2 separate regions of the Homo sapiens genome follow, and region 1 is linked to region 2. Evidence: chromatin contacts called from ENCODE Hi-C or POLR2A ChIA-PET data. All regions are on one chromosome and are shown on one strand. Each heading gives the region's core, a stretch centred on a gene start or an enhancer-like site at or near the end of the contact. The rest is flanking DNA. Distances are from core to core; before and after follow the strand shown.

Region 1 (6,662 bases), core at 179-2,678, 380 kb after region 2:
TGGAGTGCAGTGACATGATCATGGCTCACTGTTGCCTGGACTGCCTAAGCTTAAGGGATCCTCCTACAGGCACAGTCTACCACAGATAGCTTATTTTTTTAAAGTTGTTTTTGTTGAGATGGAAGTCTTGCTGTGTTGCCCGGGCTGGTGTTGAACTCCTAAACTCAAGTGATCCTCCTGCCTTGGCCTCCCAAAGTGCTGGGATTATAGGTATGAGCCACTGTGCCTGGCTTTATTGAGCAGATTCTGTCAAGTATTAAGTATCAGTTTTTGTGAGAGATTAAAAAAAATCTAAATCATGATTTCTTCCCTGAAAGAATTTAGAGTCTCCTTGGAAAGGGAGGCCACTTGTGCATTAAAGTTTAAGGTTGCGGTTCAGAAGGTCAGAGTCATGGGGTTTGTGAGACTAATGACGAGTTAGGCTTTGAGGTGAAGATGGGATATCCTAATTTAAATGAGACTCTGGATCTCAGGACAAAAGACTGGCATGCTATCCAACATAAAGGGTTTTATATGCATTAATGATAAAAGCAGATGTTGGTACAATTTGTAAACTTTGCTCCCTAAATAGTAAGTATATTTTAAATATTCTACAAAATAATCAAGTTTGACAATAGTTTTCAGTTGCTACCTCTTTCTGTGGTCTCTGTCTGCTTAGCCGTTTTCTTGAAATCAGTGGCTTCTTAAAGGAAGAAGGACATCAGGAGTATGTTAGAATTGCGCCTCAAGATCAGCTGACTTCAGGTCATATATCTTCACCACTTTCTCCAGAGAAGATAGATATCAAAAATCCAACTTGGCTAAGCTAAGGATGGGAACTGAAGGATGAAGGATGGAGAGCCGGGATTGGGCCAGGCCTGTAGAAAGGCATCTAGTTATGACTGGCGGGTGACCCACTGAATCAACTAAGTGAGTGGATTGGTTTCAGTGCACAAAGTTAGTGTGTAAAATTGTTAACTAAAATTAGGTTTCTGGAAAAATTTTGGGATTTTATTACAAAAGCTATGTTAATCCTTAATTATCATAGGAATCATTTGGTGCATATTGAAAGTAGAAGAAGATATGCATCCAGTTAGAATATTATGCAATTTAGCATCACCAGGGAAGCGAAACAGCAGCATTTGTTTGAAATTGGGGGCTCCTTTTTTCCAATTACATTTTTCAAAGATTGCTATAAACTGTGATTTTTTTTTCAAAGAACAAATAGTCATTCCTATATTGAATTCAGCTGTGTGTTTAATAATTTTTACATTCTAAAATTTGTATGTGGTGTATAAAGTTTCTTTCCTCAGCAGCTGAAATTGATAGGTTAAGCTAAAGATGAAAATATCTAGCATTTGCTCTCGGCTTGAAGGGAGCGGCATGTTTCTCAGGAAGCTCTCGCCTGGGAGCTCAGTTTGTTTGAGTTCTGTTATTTCTAGTGATGCTAGCTAATCATCTTTTAGAGTTTCAGTTTCCCTTTGGCTATGTCAAGAGGTCGAGTGTTATAAACTGCCTTATGCTTTCCTCACTTAGATGGGAGGGCCCATGTAATTCTGCTTTCGAAGAGCATTTAGCTTCTCCAAAGAAAAACACTTAACCAACTAATGAATCATAAGAGTTCTAAATGCTTTTCTTAGTAATATCTCAGTTTTACTCTGTAGTGGCAGAAAAATTTAGACAGCTATGATTTCCTCAGTTTTAGTGTTGGAGAAGACTAAGGCTGGGATTTTTCAGGAAATGAATGATGTTTTAACTTGAAAAGTACTGGATCACAAAGAACATAACATGCGGTATGCTTTCAGTTTCTTTTAGAAAAAAAATCATGAATTGAAAAAGTTTTAATAGCTTTCCATGTATGCTAGGTATTTCTATACCATTCTGGAGACACTAATCAAAGGAAATATAAACACATATATCACAAAGGATTGAAATTTGACTTTAAGAGGGTGAGTGGCAATGGAGCTCCTCGATACACTTCCCGTTTCACAGGGGAAGAGATGGGAATTTGCAGAAAAACTGACTTAGTTCTGCCTGGATGTGTCAAGCCCATGAGCCAGAGCTGGTCACCATCCTGACCCACAGTAGAATCAGTGGTTCAGTTGTAATTTTCTCTCTGATTTATCTAAAGAGATCACTGTTAAGAATTCTGTTAGGAACCTGCTTTATCTTAGAAATATGACAATGAGTAAAATTGTGAAATTTTTACACTGTTTTGGTGCATATGCATTTATGTTGAATACTATTCAATGGAAAAGTATTGCCTTATATATCTGCTCTGTTCAGTTTTTGAATCTTTCATGCCGTTGTCAACTTTTACAAAAGAAGAATTTAATACCACATTATTTCTTCTTACATCTATTTTTGAAAAGCAGTTATTCTCAACACTACCCTAAATATTTAAAAAGAAAAACATTTCACTAACACAAGATTTTGCTATTTGATATCTCCCTGTCAAATCTGAACAGGGTACCTTTACAAAAATCTTTGAAAACAACCTTTAGAAATAGTCTGGAATCAGTTTATGTCAAACAAATGTATGCTCTAAATCAGCAGTCCCCAACCTTTTCAGCATCAGGGACTGGTTGCATGGAAGACTATTTTTCCAAGGGAAGGGGGGATTGTTTCAGGATGAAATTTCCACTTCAGATCATCAGGCGTTAGTTATTTTCTCATAAGGGGCATGCAACCTAGGTCCCTCACATGTGCAGTTCACAATAAGATTCGAGCTCCTGTGAGAATCTAATGCTGCCACTGGTCTGACAGGAGGTGGAGCTCAGTTGTTAATGCTCAGTTGCTCACCTGCAGCTCACCTTCTGCTGTGCCGTGCAGTTTCTGATGGGCCACAGACTGACACCGGTCCGTAGCCATGGGATTGGGGACCCCTCTTCTAAATAATAATTCTAACAAGCCACCTTAATATTCAATTCAAGAATGCAGTCCATGATCAAGTAAAATGTTGTTAGAAGAAACAGGTTTCATATTTCATATCTCCAGAGAGTCTTTAAGACCATTAGACTATTCAGCAAAATTATCCATATATGATTTTTATTTTTTGCTTCCCATTAGCCAAACCCACATATATTATTATTACTTTTTTAAAAACTGCATTAGTATGTTCTAAAGCTTCCTTTTCATTTCTTTTGTGGTTTTAATCTTTGGAGAGTGAGCTAGAAATACCCATTAGAGATGAATTCTAGGAAAATAAATGTAAGCAGTAACTCTGGCTCAATTTATTTTTCTTCTCTACAAGAACTGTTTAAAACCTGGCAGTGGAAGACTATTCTCTTGTCTACCAAGTATTATAGTAGGAAGTGCAAGGTCATCTCTAAATATAAAAGATTCTATGTTTCTAAGGAAAGAGTGTATCTTAAGAAGGGTAAATGAAATAGTTGGCTAGAGGGAAAGGGAAATTTCCTTATTTCACCCTGAAACTTGGCAGCATTTCTGAAACAGAGCTTGAAGCTTTGAGATGAATTAAAAAGAGTTTGTTTCACCTTCTATGGAAGCTCTTTTGCACCCAATTTACTTTTCCCCTGTCTGGTCAGGAAGGCACTTCATCATTAGAGATTTTGTAAAACTTCATCGGTTGATTAAAATGCAGATAGCATGCCTCTCGGTGAGAAAATAATTTTAATATTGTCAGTTTTAGAAATCTGCCTACATAAAACATACGTGAGAAAAAATGTGTTTTCAAACCTGAATTTTTATGTAGGCTTGTTCACTAACTTCTCCATTTCATCATCAGAAGCTCACCCTTTCAAGCTACTTCGCTTTGTGTGTTGTGGGGAGACTGAGGGTGGGTAAGGCATTTTGGCACGACTCAAACTGGTCCATTTTATTTCAAATAAGTCCTGATGAAAGGGCAAATCCTACTCTCAGCATAATCTTCTTTAGAAATAGGAGGAATAAATGCTCCTAAAATGAATGCATAGTAAGGAAGGGCAGGGCAGATGCCATGATCTGGGTGCAACTCTTAAGCTGATGTGTGGCCCAATGATCCTCATACGTGGAAGCCGAATGGACCATAGCACCCTAGCTTCCTTTATAGTCCCCTTTGTTTGGTTTTATCAGTTGAGGGAGATGGCCTACTTCTTTGCCATGTGAGTAAACAACAGAATGCAACTAATCTTCTAGTGGAAGATCATGGAAAAAGCTGCTACCTATGACTATAGAAGTACATTTCAAAATTTGGTGTAAGTCAGAAATAAAGTCCTGGAAAGTAGTTAAATTTCTTCAACACTTCAGGGCTAACTTTTTTTTAAGTTCATAAACTTTACTTTTTAGAGAAGTTTTAGATTTACAGAAAATTTGAGCAGAAAGTACAGAGAATTCCCATATACTCCTCATATCCAACCCACCGCAGTTTCCCCTATAATTAATGTCTTGCATTAGTGTGATACATTTGTTACTTTGATAAGCCAATATCAATATATTGAGACCCATAGTTATTTTTTATTTTTTTTCTTCATGAACCCATAGGTAGAGATTCATAGTTTAAATCAGGGTTCACCCTTTGTGTTGTCCATTCTGTGGGTTTTGACAAGTGTATAATAATATGTATCTATCATTATAGCACCATACAGAGTAGTGGCACCGTCCTGAAAATCTCCTGTGCTTTGCCTGTCACCCTCTTCCAAACCCCTGACAACCACTAGTCTTTTCACTGTTTCCATAGTTTTGCCTTTTTCAGAATGTCATATAGTTGGACTCAACTATGTATAGTGTTTTCATACTGGCTTCTTTCACTTAGCAATGTGCATTTAAAGTTCCTCCATGTCTTTTTGTGGCTTGATAGCTCATTTCTTTTTGACACTGAATAATATTCCATTGTATGGATGTACCACAGTTTGTTTGTTTATTCACTTATTGAAGGACATCTTGGTTACTTCTGAGTTTTGGCAATTATGCATGAAACTGCTATAAACATTTGTGTGTAGGCTTCTGTGTGAATGTAGTTTTTAACTCATTTGGGTAAATATCAAGAAGTATAATTGCTGAATCAAATGGTAAGGACATGTTTAGTTTTGTAAGAAATGTCAAGGTAACTTCTGATGTTCTGTAAATACTTGCGGATTTGAAGAAAGAAAAATGAAGCAGAAATGATGTGATGCCTTTAAGAACTGAGACCCTTGCAATTGATTGGAAATTAAGTGGTCTATTGCTATATGTATTAGCTTAGTTTTATTGAAGACATGTAGGGAAGATCTTCCCTTCTCTATTCTTGTTCTAGGTAAAAACTGCTCAGAAGGTTTTAGCCTATGTTTTAAAAAATAGCTGGGGGAAAAAATGAAGCCTTCAGTAAGTCCAGATTTGTTTGGCCTCATAGGATCTAAGATTGCCCATTAGGAATGCCTGTTAAATTTTGTGTCAAAACTCCCCTACATTCTTGCCTTTTTCTTTATCATTCCTCCTATCTTTCCCTATAACCATAGCCTACCTGCCCCTTACATGATCTTTCAATAGTGTTGTTTATTCTCCTACCCCTCATTCCAGTTTTGAGGAGAAAGGTTGAGCACACTTCTCCTTGATGCCTCCTTCTAAAGCTTTAAACTCTTGTTCCAGTGCCATCTCTGGGAACCCTACTCTTCTCTGGAGGCTGGTGGACAGCTGACATTCTGACTTTTCTCATCCACATTAATGTTTTCCACTGACCTCCAGGACTCTCTCACACTCTTTAGTTTTATTATTCTTATTCACGATCTTATTCCTCAAAATTGCCATCCCCCATCAGCACCTCTAAACACTGTCTCTCAAAGGGTCATATAATCTCTGGGAACTAATGTTCCAGCTTCAAAATTGAGAACTTTGAATCTCTCTTATCTCATTTGTCTGTTCATCATAATTCTGTTTTCTCTTCACTCACTCTTACTGAACCTGTACTTAACCTTTTTTGTGGTTTCTGATTTCTCAACACCCATATTCTAACCCATTAGCTCCCTTGATTCCTTTCTCAGATCCACAATCAACTCTATCAACAAGGCTATTACCAGCACCTAAAATTGTTCTTATCTCTTGTCCTTATGCCACATCTGCCTTGTCAACCTCTGTCGTATACTGTCTCAACTGTATTTCTCTCCCTTGATGGAGAAAGTTATAAGGTAGAACCTTTTCATTTCACATACATGCACAGAGTGATATTTAACACTGAGCCTCATTTGCTAGGCAGTAAGGAATAGGAAAGAATCCAAATTTGTTAATGCATTCAGGTCACTCTAGCACTCCATGACCTGGCTTTAATGTAAATTTTCATATTTGTATTCTGTTACTCCTTTATAGCCTCTCCTGCCAAACTGTACTGTTTACTTTTCTCATATTTCTTTATTCATCTGTGTGTTTTATCTTACACCAGGGATGGCAAATAGATTTCATCTTATATGACTGTTCTGCTCATTGTGGCAATGAGTAGGTCTATGTTGAGAAGGATTCTGATGCTCAAAACCAGGTCAGCAAGAGATTGCAATGATCGACTAGTAATGACCATCATGGGTATGGAAGATGGAAGGACCATGCATTAGTGGGGCATTGCCCAGCGTTTGCCACATATTTTCCCCTCCTGCTTTACATTCTTCATGTGTGATTCTATACATCCCTCAAGGTTCAGATTAATCACTAATTAAAAGAAAACTTATATTTTTATTCCACATATCTTCTCTTTATAGATTACCATATCACTTTAGATA
Region 2 (6,459 bases), core at 811-3,310:
GGGACACACCATCTTTAAAAACTGTAACACTCACAAGTGAGGGTCCGTGGCTTCATTCTTGAAGTCAGCAAGACCAAGAACCCACCAATTCCGGACATACAAGGATTGTGTATTTGAAAGTAGTTGATACAGAATTGTCCATGCAGCTACAGAACCACCTCAATCTACAAGTACATCATGTGTTGTACTGCAAAATGTTTGACAAACCTTGTAGCTGATGATTTCAATGTATCTAGTAAGGGGTGACTGCAATAAACCAAGCAAGAGGAGAAAATAATCATAGGCACAACAGCTGGAATATTGCTTTAAATGTAAATCAGATCAAGTAACTGTTCTGCACTCAAACTCTAATGGCTTTCCTTCACGCTTAGAATACAATAAAAAATTGGTAGCATACTATGGCTTCCGTGGCACTAAGCTCTGCCTACCTCGCTGACCTTATTTCCTACCACTTTCCTCCTCTCACTGTGCTCCAAACTCCTTGCTCTTCCTAAAGCATGCCAAGATTGTTCCTGCCTGGGGCCTCTGCACTTGCTGTTCCATACACCTGAAAGTCATTTTCTTTTTCTTTTTTCTTTTTTTTTTTTTTTTTTTTTTTTTGAGACGGAGTCTCGCTGTCGCCCAGGCTGGAGTGCAGTGGCGCAATCTCGGCTCACTGCAGGCTCCGCCCCCTGGGGTTCACGCCATTCTCCTGCCTCAGCCTCCTGAGTAGCTGGGACTACAGGCGCCCGCCACCTCGCCCGGCTAATTTTTTGTATTTTTAGTAGAGACGGGGTTTCACCGTGTTAGCCAGGATGGTCTCGATCTCCTGACCTCGTGATCCGCCCGCCTCGGCCTCCCAAAGTGCTGGGATTACAGGCGTGAGCCACCGCGCCCGGCCCATTTTCTCCCAAGTAATCAGAGTTCACTTCCTCACTTCATTTTAGGCCTTTGTTCAGTGTCATCCTCTTAGAGCCCCTCCTAACCACCCTATATAAAACAGCACCCTACCATATTCCTCCCTCTTCATCTCCTTACCCTGCTGTACTGTTTAGTCTATGGGACATATAACAAGCTGCCATTGCACTATATACTAATTGGTTTCTTTCCCCCACTAGGATATAAGCTCTGTGACAGTGAAGACTTTTGCTCACTTCTCCAGCATCTAGTAGGTGCCACACAAATATCTGACTACATTTAATCAACAATCTCATTTACACCCAAACTATATTAAATAGGTAGTATTGTCATCCTCACTTTACAGTTTGCAGGAAAACTATTGGTGCACAAACCTTAAGTAAAGACCTGAAAACAAACTGAGGGAACAAGAAGTCTGGACTTGATGACTGATCACCAAAACAAGTAAATCAAAGCGAAGTCGTCTGATTAGTATGGAATAAGGGAAACCCAAATCATACGAGAACACCAATTAAAATGTGGGACACGCAGGAAGAAGGCAGACGGAACTGCTGCTGGATAACTGAGTCTTTCCTAATGACAGGACCTTATGTTGCCCTCACAATTACCCCGTGAGATAGGCAAGGCAGGCATTGTATTAGACAATCATTAACAAGCAGGACGCTGACAGCCAGGCTTCGCAGCCAGGAGTGGTGGCCTGTCTGGCTCCGCACTCACGGGTTCGGACAGTTACAGAATTAACACTCAAGCCCTGGGGCTTCCCGCAGCCCCCGGGGGGGTGGGGCTCACTGACTAGCCTCCCGGAAGCGGACCCCAGGAGAACCAGGCAGTTGGTTAATCCAGGAACAGCTCCTGCGCGGGGCGTGGACTGAGCAGTCACTGAGTATTACGCAAATTGCGCGAGCGCACGGGAAAAGCGATTGGTCGGTCAGGAGAGAGAGGTGTGTCCTGGCGGGCCCGCAGCTCCGATTGGCCGACAGGCTGACGGGAACGTTTACGGTCAGCGTGTGTCAGCGACGTGCAACCCGGAAGGGAAGAAGGGGCGTGTCAGGCTGCGCAGGCGGCCAGTCCATTGGCTGGAAGAGACCGGAGCCGGGCTCCGGGCCCGACCAGAGGAGGGCGGTGCTGCAGGGCTGGTCCGGGAGGTGACGACCGGCTTCGGAGAGTCTATCATGGCAGCTCGGACTGGTCATACGGCCTTGAGAAGGGTAGTCTCGGGATGCCGTCCGAAGTCGGCGACAGCGGCCGGGGCGCAGGCGCCCGTGCGGAATGGCAGGTAATCAACAGCGGGGGCGCTGAGACGAGAGTAGTTTTCGATTTTGGCTGCCGAGTTGGGGGACCGGAAGGATTTGGGGGTGAGGCAGAGCCGGACTCGGTGCATTTCCGTGTCTTTAGAGGAGAAGGCTTTTTTTTGCGTTTGGCATCTGAGGGACTCAAGAGCGGCGCGCATCACCTTGGGCCCAAGGCTGTGTTCGTGGCTCGTTTGCCTCGTGAGAGGCGGTGAATCATCGGCGAAGCGACTTTGGAAGCAATTTGGCCATTGGTGCCTTTGGGCTCTTCCGGTCTCCTCCCCTATGGCTTGTTGCTACTGCTGTTGGAAAGTTTTAACTTTGCGCAGAAGGGTTGCCGGCTGCTGGCTGTATGGGAGTTTGTGTTTGGCGGTGAGCCCCCTTCTCCGGTTCCTTCTACCTGCCAGATGGTCAGATGCGTTTTCCCAATTTCTGAAAGAGTGCTTTGCCCTCGCCATTTAGTGTTTACAAAACTAAATACAGCCAGCATAAGGGACTTGGATTTTTTCACTCTGCTGTAACTTACAGGTCCTGTAACCTTGAAGCATAGTCAGCTTTCGATTTTCCTGGTTGGTTCATTTTTTGGTAGGTGGGGGTGGAGATGGAGGTCGGGACACGGATACCATACTTGTACGACTTAGTTTCCTTTTACTAATAACATTGTAATATTCTTGAAAATTAAAGTTAGTGTGTTTAAAATGAATTCAGGTGTACAAAATACGAGGTGGGGAGAGAAAACACAAATCTAGTTGAGCCCCAGGACATTTAGATTAAATGAAGATCCGACCCTACTGGAAACAAGGAAATAATTTTTTTAAAAAAAGATTCAATGAAGAATTTTTAAAAACACCAACAACCTTACCAAATCCAAATCCCTTTAGACAAATGTTGGATGAGACAAACAAAATCATAAAATTACTCCTGCTTTAGGAAATAACCTCAAAAAGTAGTTTCAAGCAGAATAACGCCATCATACTTGAGATCTGTTTGTATTACTCTTATAAAATGTTGTCTTGCAAATAACACTTACTTTTGAGAAAAATACAGTTGCTTTAATGATCAAATTGAGGCTTCAGTTCCAAGATAAATACTGTTTATGATAATGAGGGCGGCAGTTTGCGTTCATTTCCAATGTTAAGCATCAGATTCTGACCTTTATTATACTTAAGTATATGAGAGAGTGGTACTGGAAGACGAGTGACAAAAAAGCTGTTCTCCATGTGGTCCAGTTGTCCAGTATTCATTTCATGGTTTAACTGTATATATGAATGTGTGTATCTTCATATCGTAGTTTAAGACATAGTATTCCTGGCAGTGCATGAAAATAGATGTGCTGTCCAGGCCACTGTAACTATAGCATGCAGATTGATCAGAAAATGTCCTGTTAGTTTGCTTTAAACACTGGTGTTTTCCTTAGGCTTGTAATCAGATTGTGTAAGGGTATTTTTTTGGGTAGGCTGGGAGGCAATACATGAACCTGGTACAAAGGTTCATGTATTGCCTCCCAGTAAATACATGAACCTTTATATATAGTAAAAAGTCAACCAGATACCCAATTCACCTCTTTAGAAGCAAAGGTCTCATCTTTTTTCAAGTAAAGGTTTCAGCACTGTTCACAGTAGTTAAGATACAGAATCAACGTAGGTGTCCAACAACAGATGAATGGTACTGGGCGCAGTGGCTTATGCCTGTAATTCCAACACTTTGGGAGGCTGAGGCGGGAGGATTGCCTGAGCTCATGAAACCAGCGTGGACAACATGGCAAAACCTTGTCTCTACCAAAAAAAAGAAAAAAAAATGTGTGTGTGTGTATACACATACACATATACAGAAAAATTAGCTGGCTATGTGTTAGTGCAAGCTTGTGGTTCTAGCTGCTCAGGAGGCTGAGATGGGAGGATCACTTGAACCCAGGAGGTTGAGGCTGCAGTGAGCCTTGTTTGGGCCACTGCACTCATTCCTGGGCAACAGAACCAGACCCTGTCTCAAAAAATAAACAAGGCCGGACACAGTGACTCACACCTGTAATCCCAACACTTTGGGAGGCTGAGGCAGGAGGATCACTTGAAATCAGGAGTTTGAGACCAGCTTGGGCAACATAGCAAGACCTTGTTTCTACAAATAAGTAAAAAATTGGCAGGGCTTGGTGGCGCATGCCTGTGGTCCCAGCTCATTGGGACTTGGGGTGGGAGAATCACCTGAGCCCAGGCAGTGGAGGCTGCGGTGTGTCATGACTATACCACTGCACTCCAGCGTGGGTGATGGAGTGAGACCCTGACTCAAACACAACAACAACAATAAAACAGAAGAATGGATAAAGAAAATGTGGTGTATATATTAATACACGATGGGAATACTATTCAGCCATAAAAAAGAATGAAATTCTGTCATTTGCAGCAACGTGGATGGACTTGGAGGGCATTATGTTAAATGAAATAAGCCAGGAACAGAAAGTTACACATGACGAGTCCTCTCTCATATGTGGAAGCTAAAAAAAGTTGATCTTGGCCAGGCACGGTGGCTTATGCCTGTAATCCCAGCACTTTGGGAGGCCAAGGTGGGCGGATCACAAGGTCAAGAGATCAAGACCATCCTGGCCAACATGGTGAAACCCCCATCTCTACTAAAAATACAAAAATTACCTGGGTGTGGTGGCGGGCGCCTGTAGTGCCAGCTACTCGGGAGGCTGAGGCAGGAGAATCGCTTGAACTGGAAGGCAGAGGTTGCAGTGAGCCGAGATAGCACCGCTGCACTCCAGCCTGGCGGCAGAGCGAGACTCCATCTCAAAAAAAAAAAAGTTGATCTTGCTGGGCGCAGTGGCTCACGCTTGTAATCCCAGCACTTTGGGAGGCTGAGGTGGGCGGATCACAAGGTCAGGAGATCGAGACCATCCTGGCTAACACAGTGAAACCCCATCTCAACTAAAAATACAAAAAAATTAGCAGGGCGTGGTGGCGGGCACCTGTAGTCCCAGCTACTCGGGAGGCTGAGGCAGGAGAATGGCGTGAACCCGGGAGGCAGAGCTTGCAGTGAGCCTAGATCACACCACTGCACTCGAGCCTGGGTGATAGAGCAAGACTCCATCTCAAAAAAATAAATAAGTAAAAAATAAATTAAAAAAAAATTGATCTTAGAACAGAGGATACTAAAGATTGGGAAAGCTGGGAGAAAGGAAGGGATAGGGAGAGATTTGTTGAAGGATACAAAATTAATGCTAGATAGGAGGAATACATTTCTAATGGTCTGTACCCGCGATTTCCCAACCTTTTTGGCACCAGAGAACAGTTTTGTGGAAGACAGTTTCTCTACAAATGGGGGTGGTGGGGTGGGGGATGGCTTCAGGATGAAACTGTTGCACCTCAGATCATCAGGCATTAGTTAGATTCTCATAAGGAGCAAACAACCTAGATTCCTCGCATGTGCAGTTCACAATAGAGTTCTGGCTCCTATGAGAATCTGATGCCACCGCTGATCTGACAGGAGGCAGAACTCAGGCGGTAATACTCACCTCCTGCTGTGCAGCCTGGTTCCTAACAGGCCACGGACAGGTACCAGTCCATGGCCTGGGCGTTGGGGATCCGTCTTCTATACCACTGTAGGATGACTATAGTTAGCAATAATATATAGTTTCAAATAGGTAGAAAGAGTATATTGAATGTTCCTAGTGCAAATAAATGTTGAATGTTTGAGATGATGGATGTGTTAATTACCCTGATGTGATCACTATGCATTGTATGTATCGAAACATAGAATTATGCTCTTACCACTATTATAAAATCAACTACTACTTGTGATGTCCCAGAAAATTTAGAATTCACAAAGCCATCTTGCTTTTTTATATTTTCATTCATGAAGTGTTATTTATAGCTGAATATATAGGAATCTTAAAATCTTAAAAGGTCCTAATAAGTTTACCCATATACAGTTTATGTGTCTTTTCAATTACTTTTTTTTTTTTTTGAGACGGGGAGTCTTGCTCTGTTGCCCAGGCTGGAGTGCAATGGTGCCGTCTCGGCTCACTGCAACCTCCGCGTCCCAGGTTCAAGCATTTTCCCTGCCTCAGCCTCCCGAGTAGCTGGGATTACAGGCACGTGCCACCACACCCGGCTAATTTTTGTATTTTTAGTAAAGGCAGGGTTTCGCCATGTTGGCCAGGCTGGTCTTGAACTCCTGACCTCAGTTGATCCGCCTACCTCAGCCTCCCAAAGTGCTGAAATTACAGGCGTGAGCCACCGCACCCGGCCTCCATTACATTTTAACAGATAGTCATGTA

What was found. A loop is a pair of places that touch in the nucleus more often than their neighbours do. ChIA-PET counts read pairs that join two places held with the same protein, here RNA polymerase II (POLR2A). Pooled maps may share reads with other maps.
Region 1: a loop to region 2 is called in a pooled map, with 4 times the contacts of the local background. The contact joins the enhancer-like site here to the promoter of COQ10B in region 2. A Hi-C loop is called at or near these places in 6 of 50 pooled maps. POLR2A ChIA-PET finds 5 or more read pairs at or near these places in 2 of 52 experiments (HEK293 and T-cell).

What each region holds. Positions count from the first base shown.
Region 1 is chr2:197,836,768-197,843,429 of GRCh38, forward strand. All of the region lies in intron 1 of PLCL1 (phospholipase C like 1 (inactive)), which reads left to right. Among named protein-coding and RNA genes, the nearest start is that of PLCL1, 36 kb to the left of the region's middle. Within about 2 kb of position 1,429, at least 5 of the 41 ENCODE cell types and tissues checked have a DNase peak (open chromatin) inside an H3K27ac peak, as active enhancers do.
Region 2 is chr2:197,451,492-197,457,950 of GRCh38, forward strand. COQ10B (coenzyme Q10B) reads left to right here and starts at 2,061. Exons shown (of 5, transcript NM_025147.5): 1 at 2,061-2,173. The coding sequence starts at 2,070. RefSeq lists enhancers at 1,464-1,513, 1,594-1,663, 1,723-2,339, 1,784-2,263, 2,284-2,333 and 1 more.